2 separate regions of the Homo sapiens genome follow, and region 2 is linked to region 1. Evidence: chromatin contacts called from ENCODE Hi-C or POLR2A ChIA-PET data. All regions are on one chromosome and are shown on one strand. Each heading gives the region's core, a stretch centred on a gene start or an enhancer-like site at or near the end of the contact. The rest is flanking DNA. Distances are from core to core; before and after follow the strand shown. Region 1 holds the start of CCDC86 (coiled-coil domain containing 86). Region 2 holds the start of SLC3A2 (solute carrier family 3 member 2).

Evidence for each region. A loop is a pair of places that touch in the nucleus more often than their neighbours do. ChIA-PET counts read pairs that join two places held with the same protein, here RNA polymerase II (POLR2A). Pooled maps may share reads with other maps.
Region 2: a loop to region 1 is called in a map of aorta, with 7 times the contacts of the local background. The contact joins the promoter of SLC3A2 here to the promoter of CCDC86 in region 1. A Hi-C loop is called at or near these places in 1 of 168 maps with a recorded cell type or tissue (aorta) and 7 of 50 pooled maps. POLR2A ChIA-PET finds 5 or more read pairs at or near these places in 2 of 52 experiments (H1 and activated T-cell).

What each region holds. Positions count from the first base shown.
Region 1 is chr11:60,840,574-60,843,523 of GRCh38, reverse strand. It overlaps CCDC86 (coiled-coil domain containing 86), which reads right to left and starts at 1,411. Exons shown (of 4, transcript NM_024098.4): 1 at 642-1,411. The coding sequence starts at 1,399. CCDC86-AS1 (CCDC86 antisense RNA 1) reads left to right here. Exons shown (of 2, transcript NR_182293.1): 2 at 1,544-1,718. RefSeq lists enhancers at 986-1,215, 1,122-2,321.
Region 2 is chr11:62,879,275-62,882,423 of GRCh38, reverse strand. It overlaps SLC3A2 (solute carrier family 3 member 2), which reads right to left and starts at 1,528. Exons shown (of 9, transcript NM_001013251.3): 1 at 977-1,528; 2 at 358-531. The coding sequence starts at 1,400. RefSeq lists enhancers at 537-816, 53-1,252, 1,237-1,506, 896-1,787, 2,157-2,206.

The DNA.
Region 1 (2,950 bases), core at 162-2,661:
TTTGCACACAGGCTTCGGAATCAGATCTGTGCTCAGGTCCTGTGCCTACCACTCATTTAGCCTTGGTTTCCTCACACAAAAAACAGGAATAATAACACCGCCTGCTTCACAGGGCTGACGTGCAGATTAAGCGTGATGACACATGCTGTTCCATGTTTGAAAGGCTGTTGACTGGTAAATCCTTATTAAGGCTGTTGACTGGTAAATCCTTATATAATCAGTGCTCAGTAATACTTTTTATCTTAAAGGCAAATAACTGTAATAGACTATATTGGATGAAGACCTCACTGCTTTGATCAAGTAATGGCTGGTTTACTTGCTTCTGCTTCTCTCACTAGAGAGGGCAGACAACGGTAAATGTCTGTTGAACGAATACAGACCTGAGGTGCTACAGGAGAGGCCCATAGGGACCCTGAGGAGGAAAGGCATCAGAGAAATTGATCTTTGAGGGCCTGGCCCCACCCTCTCCGGGATCCCAGGGCATTTTACCACATTCTGATTGTAATTACCTGTTTGCTAACATCCCCACTAACGTGAGCTCTCTCTAACCCTGGGGCTATTCTCCAGGCTGCAGCAGGGCAAAGGCGGGGTCCCAACACCATAGAGAACGCCACCCCTGTCCATGCTGTCCCCCACTTCACCTTTTCTTGGAGCGGTCCTTCCACACTCGCCCCGATTTGGGCTTCCCCTTCGGGATTACAGGAAGCTCCTCTTTATTCAACTTCTTGGACGCTGGGGCCTGGGATGAAGAACCTTTTCGCTTCTTTGCCCCGAAGCCGCCTGTCACCGTCTCCCCAGCTGGAGGTGGCTTGCTCGGCTCATGCTGACCCCGGGGGGAGCCAGGTGCCCTGGGTGTCAGCTCCAGTAGTGGCTGAGAGGGCTCCGGACCGGGAGCTTGCTGACCGGGGTAAGGCTCTGGTGATCCTGGGACCGGCGGTAGCTGATGCTGGGGGGCCCCCGGGGTCAGCTCCTCCTTATTCTGGGCCAACTCCGAGGCCAGTACTCCCTGGTCCTGAGAACACTTTGGTGCCTCCTCACTTGGCTTCGGCTGACATCGTGGGGATTCAGGACTGTACTCTGGCTGTCTTTGAGGCGACTCCAGGTGTAGGTCTTGCTGACGCTGGGGGGACGCTGCGCCTGGCTCTGGCTGCCCTTGGGGTGACTCCAAGCCTGCACCCTGCTGCAGACGGGGTGATCCTGGGCTTGTCTTCGGCGGCCTTTCGGGGGACCCCAGGCCAGCCCGCTGCACACTCGGAGGAGACCCGGGCTCCCTCGTTTCTTCTGGGTTCGACTCGAACTCCACAAGGGCCCGTCTCGTCCGCGAAACTGAGGTGAGGCTCTCGGGGGATTCGGGCCTTAGGCCTCCCAGCCGTCGGCTGCGCCTTAACGGTGTATCCATGGCTCAGCCGGTAAGTTTCCACACCCCTGCGCACGTGCAGCCCCCGCCGAAACCGGCGCCTTCCTATGACGTCAGGAGTCGCCGCGTCCGTGACGCACAGGAGGGGGGCTGTTGCTGAGGCGGCCATGTTGGTGAGGGGTGGAGAGGCGGGACCGGGGTTGGGGAGAGTGGGGCTCAGCATGCGCATGCGCAATTCGCGCGAGCGCAGTCAACATGTGATTGATGAGCCAGTCTTTTTCCTGGGATTCGCTTTTGCCTTTCTTGCAAAGTTTCCTGGGGAAAGAAGAGCGAGCAAGTAGAAAAGGGAAAGTGGGAGGACCCATTTCAGGGAGAGAACAGAGTCGAAAAAAGGTCCGAGGAGCCCATAGGCAAGGCCCAGTGGATGTTTTGCAGCCAACTCCGGTGCAGTTGGGCAGAGTCCTGCCCTCCTTGGGCCTGTTTTCTCATTTGTAATAGGGGTCATTTTGCACTAGCTTCGTGCATCCCAAATGATCCTGTCAGAGTCCTCCTCCCACCTACCTGAGGGACTGCTACCTGGGGGTCCTGGAGGTGGAAGATCGGTCTTTTCTGTGTTAATTGTTCACACTCTTGATTCTTCCGTCCTGTGCTTCCGTATATAATCCATAGCTCTCCCTCCCTTTTCAGCGTTTTCAACGTTTGTGAGGGAAGTTGAGGTACCAATAAGATGCACCACCTTTGTCCTGTGGCTCACCTGGGCCCTCGACCAGCTGCATATCCTCCCACGTCCCTCTTCTTCTACCCCAGTTCTAGAAACGGGTTGGATCATCTCCGATCTTCCTTTCAGCCCAGACAGTGGTTTTTGCTCGTGTGTGAACCTGCTTCGCCTCCCCTCCCTTCCCTTGCTATTCACCTGTAAATGTACTTTGCTTACTAAGCACTTTGGGACCTCACCAGTGAGCAGGTGTTGACTTCTGGACCTCCCAAGGCCTAGAGAAGACTCTCGGGATGTGGGGTTGGGGAATGTGGGGCTGTGGAGACTTTCGTGTGAGACCTAGGAGTGGGGCTTTGATTTACTTACAGCATGCTTCTTAGGAAGAACATCTTGGAAGTGGCCCAGTTGTGTAATTCTTGGAACTGCCTGGGGTTGGCCATTAAAGGTCCCAGGGCCCCGTCTGACATTCCAGTGGTTTCTTTTAGAAACCATTGTTTCTCCAGCTGCGGGCTTGTGAGAGGGCCTGGGAAATTGTCCAAGAATATCAGGGATCAGAGTGTCCTCATCTTCCTCATGTTCCTGAGTCAAGGAGACCCCTGCAGGGGGGCTTTGCCTGCCTCACTGCTCCTCTCCGGCCATGCAGCTGTCCACAGCAGAAGCAGCCGGGACACCTCCTTGCCCAGCTCTTCCACCCCCCAACTGTCAGAGGAGTGAGTTCCATTCAGTTCCTTAAATGCCCTGCCCCTGCCTGGAGACCCCAATGATCTGACACTCAGAACCAAGCCCGGCAGGTGTTGCCAGAGTGCTGGAGGAGACTGTATGCCCCTCTGCCCTGCTCCAGTCCCCCTTGGCTTGCCCTGCCTCCTAAGCTCTTGTCC
Region 2 (3,149 bases), core at 279-2,778, 2.0 Mb before region 1:
AACCTTTTTAAACATGTGTCTATATCGAGTCGTAAAACAATATTTGGGATTCCCCCCCCCCAAAAAAACCTACTGTTTTACAAGTTTAAAACCACTGGTTTAGTAAATATCTATATTTTGCAAATAAGGGCACTGAAGCCCAGAAGTTAAATGACCTGCTCAAGATTCCACAGCCAAGTAGAAAGCCCCCAGACGACTGGACAAATCCATTTTAGGCTGAAGACTAACAAATCTCCCCTCTACCTGCCCTAGGAAAACTCAGAGCCAGTTAGCAGGAAACCAGACAAAAGTTCTAGCCTACTTTTCCTCTGGCCAAGTCCTTTCTAGCTGTTTCCTTGGGAACCCCAGGATACCCACTCTTTTTTTTAGCCGATTGCAAGAGACTGTCAAAATCTTCCTTGGAGCCAAAATTGGGGTCGATCTGCAGCAAGTCAGTCTGAGCGACATCATCCTTCTGGTTCTTGTGAATTGGACCCAGCACAAGGCCCTTCACCTTCAGAGAGCTCAGGTAATCGAGACGCCCCTTCAGACCTGAAATGGGGGCTGGGTTAACAAGTGAGGCCCCTCTGAGAGGCCCCTGACCTCCCCACCCTCCCTTCTCCCAGCGCCTAAGGGTGGGACGGGGAGGGGGCAAAGGGGGAGAGAGGGAGGCAAGGCTGAATCACGAGACTCAGAGGAGCTGATGTAAGGAGTCCTGCACATTACTTCAGAAACCGGTTGCAACTGGCTTCTGGCGCCGCGGGGAAGGAGGACGCTGAGTCACCCACCCTCGTGACGGAGTGAGGGGCGGGTCGGCTTTCTTCAAAGAAAGGAGGGAAGGACAATGTGCCGGGGAGGGGGTGGGGGAAGGGGGAACAGTCGTCGGTACGGGATGGAGGGAAGAACCATCTAGATCCGTCTGGGGACAGGGGAGGGGGTCGGTGCAAGCCACCAGATTCAACCGGAGGTACCCGGGACGGGGGCGCGCTGCACTCACCCGCCAGGTTGCCCGCGCCGTGGCCCTGGAAGGCCTGAAGGTCGCCGATGCGGTAGAGGGCGCCCGTGTGCCACCACTTCTGCGCCGGTAGCTCGCGACAACGCGGCGCTCGCACGATTATGACCACGGCACCAGCAAGCATGCCGAGCCAGCCGAGCCAGAAGAGCAGCAGCAGTGCCCAGCGGGTGCGTACCCAGCCGGGGCTGCCTGCCACCTTCAGCAGCTCCTCCTTGGACAGGCCCGTGAACTTAGCCGCGGCTGCCGCCTCCGCCTCGTCTTCCGCCACCTTGATCTTCACCAGACCATTCTTCTCGGCTCCCGCCAGGGACATGGCCGCCCCAGACGCCGCGTTCATCGGCTGCTTCTCGGGCTCTAACTCATTCAGCTCCACCTCCTTCATATCCACCTCGGTGTCCTGGCTCATGGTGCCTGCAGAACCGGCGACACGACGCAGCTTGCGGTCAGATGGTGGCTCAACCCCTACCTGGACCCTCGGACCCAGAACGCTCTCCCCGGCCTCTGTGCCTCCGCGCAGTTTCGGCTACTGCATCTGCTCAGCAGCAGGCGCGGCCTCTGGGAAGGGGCAGCGGAGCCCCGCCCCGGCCCGCCCCTTAAGGTGGAACCTCGGGGACTGCCCCAGCCGTGGGCGGCTCAGGGTAGTAAAGTCAGGAACACGCCTCCGACAGTACTTCCTGCATGGTCCAATTTCTCATCTCCAACCTGTCTAACCCTAAAGTTCTTTTCAACCTGATTCTGGGAAGGCCTGGCACGGAGCCACCTTTAAGTGGACTAGGCCTGTGATCCTGCCCCAAATCCCGAGGCCCCTCCAGTGTCCTTTAGGCCTTACCGCCCCCAAACGCCCCTCTTCTTCCATTCCGGCAGGCTAGTGACTACCCCAACACCATCCTCCATTTGCCCCTGGTTCACGGCTCCGGCCGCCGTCTGGTTTTCCCAACTTTGCATGGCTACTTGCACTCTCAGAGGCAGCCAGTCACAACTTCTGCCTTTTCCCCCACCAAGGCTTGCCCTCTCAGGCCTCTGGGACTTGGCGCTAGACCTCTGCTAGACCTCTGCTTCCGTGCACGGCTTACTCCCACTCGTTTTTCAAGACTCATCTTGAATTCATTTCAAGAAATTCCTCATGCAGCAACTATTTATTGTGTACTCACTACAATACTTTGCTTTGTTAACTTTATTGAATTTAACACTAATCCAGCCTTCTTCACAGTACTTTAAAATGAATGGTTTGGGCAGGAAGGTTGAGGTAGACACCCCCCTTCTTATCCTACCCCACCCCCAGCTGCTAGCACCTGGATGTTTGGCAGCTAGGAATCAGACATCCAGAAGAGACTGATAGGGCTGTAATGAACATAACAGAGCTAGGTCTCAGAGGCATCCACCTTTTTTGTGGAATAGACCAGAAGATGCCATGGCCAGACTCTTACCCACCTTGCAGGAACTCCCACAGTTATCCCCAAACTCCCCCAAGGTCCTGTCTCCCTATCACTTCACTATGTTAGGCCTTGGAGGCAGCTGGTACTGCAGAGGCTTTGAAGAAGCCTAGAATTCCCTCCACAGGGTCCTTGGATTGAAGTGGGGCAGAGACAGGGTTCACAGCAGGGAACTACCGGACATCAACACCGTGGGGTGCCAACACTCTCAGGAACTCCTTGTTCCTAAACAGTGCCAGTTGGGCTACTTTCAGAGAGGAGCTGGAGGAAATCGGTTCTTTCTCCCTTTCCCACCTAGGCTGGAAGCCAAGATTGCTGTGTATTTGGAAGAAAGCAAAAGCCAAGATCTGAAGTAATAGCATAGAGAAAAGGGTCACCCTCTGCTAGTCCCCTCTGCAACCCCAGGCATCCAACCCCATCCCCACCCTAGGAACAAGGGGTGCACGGGGCAGCCCCTGGGAGAAGGCAAGCAAGTGGGTTCAGACCAGTGCTCAAAGATAATAAGAGATCCAAGGTGCCCTGCATGTGCCAGATAAGAAGTGCCAACCAGAGGTTCTGAATGGACTATATCTCGAGCACAAAAGCTCAAGGCTGGGCGCAGTGTGACTCATGCCTGTCACCTAGCCCTTTAGGAGGCCAAGGAGGGAGGATTCCTTGAGGCCAGGAGTTTAAGACCAGACGGGGCAACATAGTGAGACTCCATTTCTAAATAAATAAAAAAA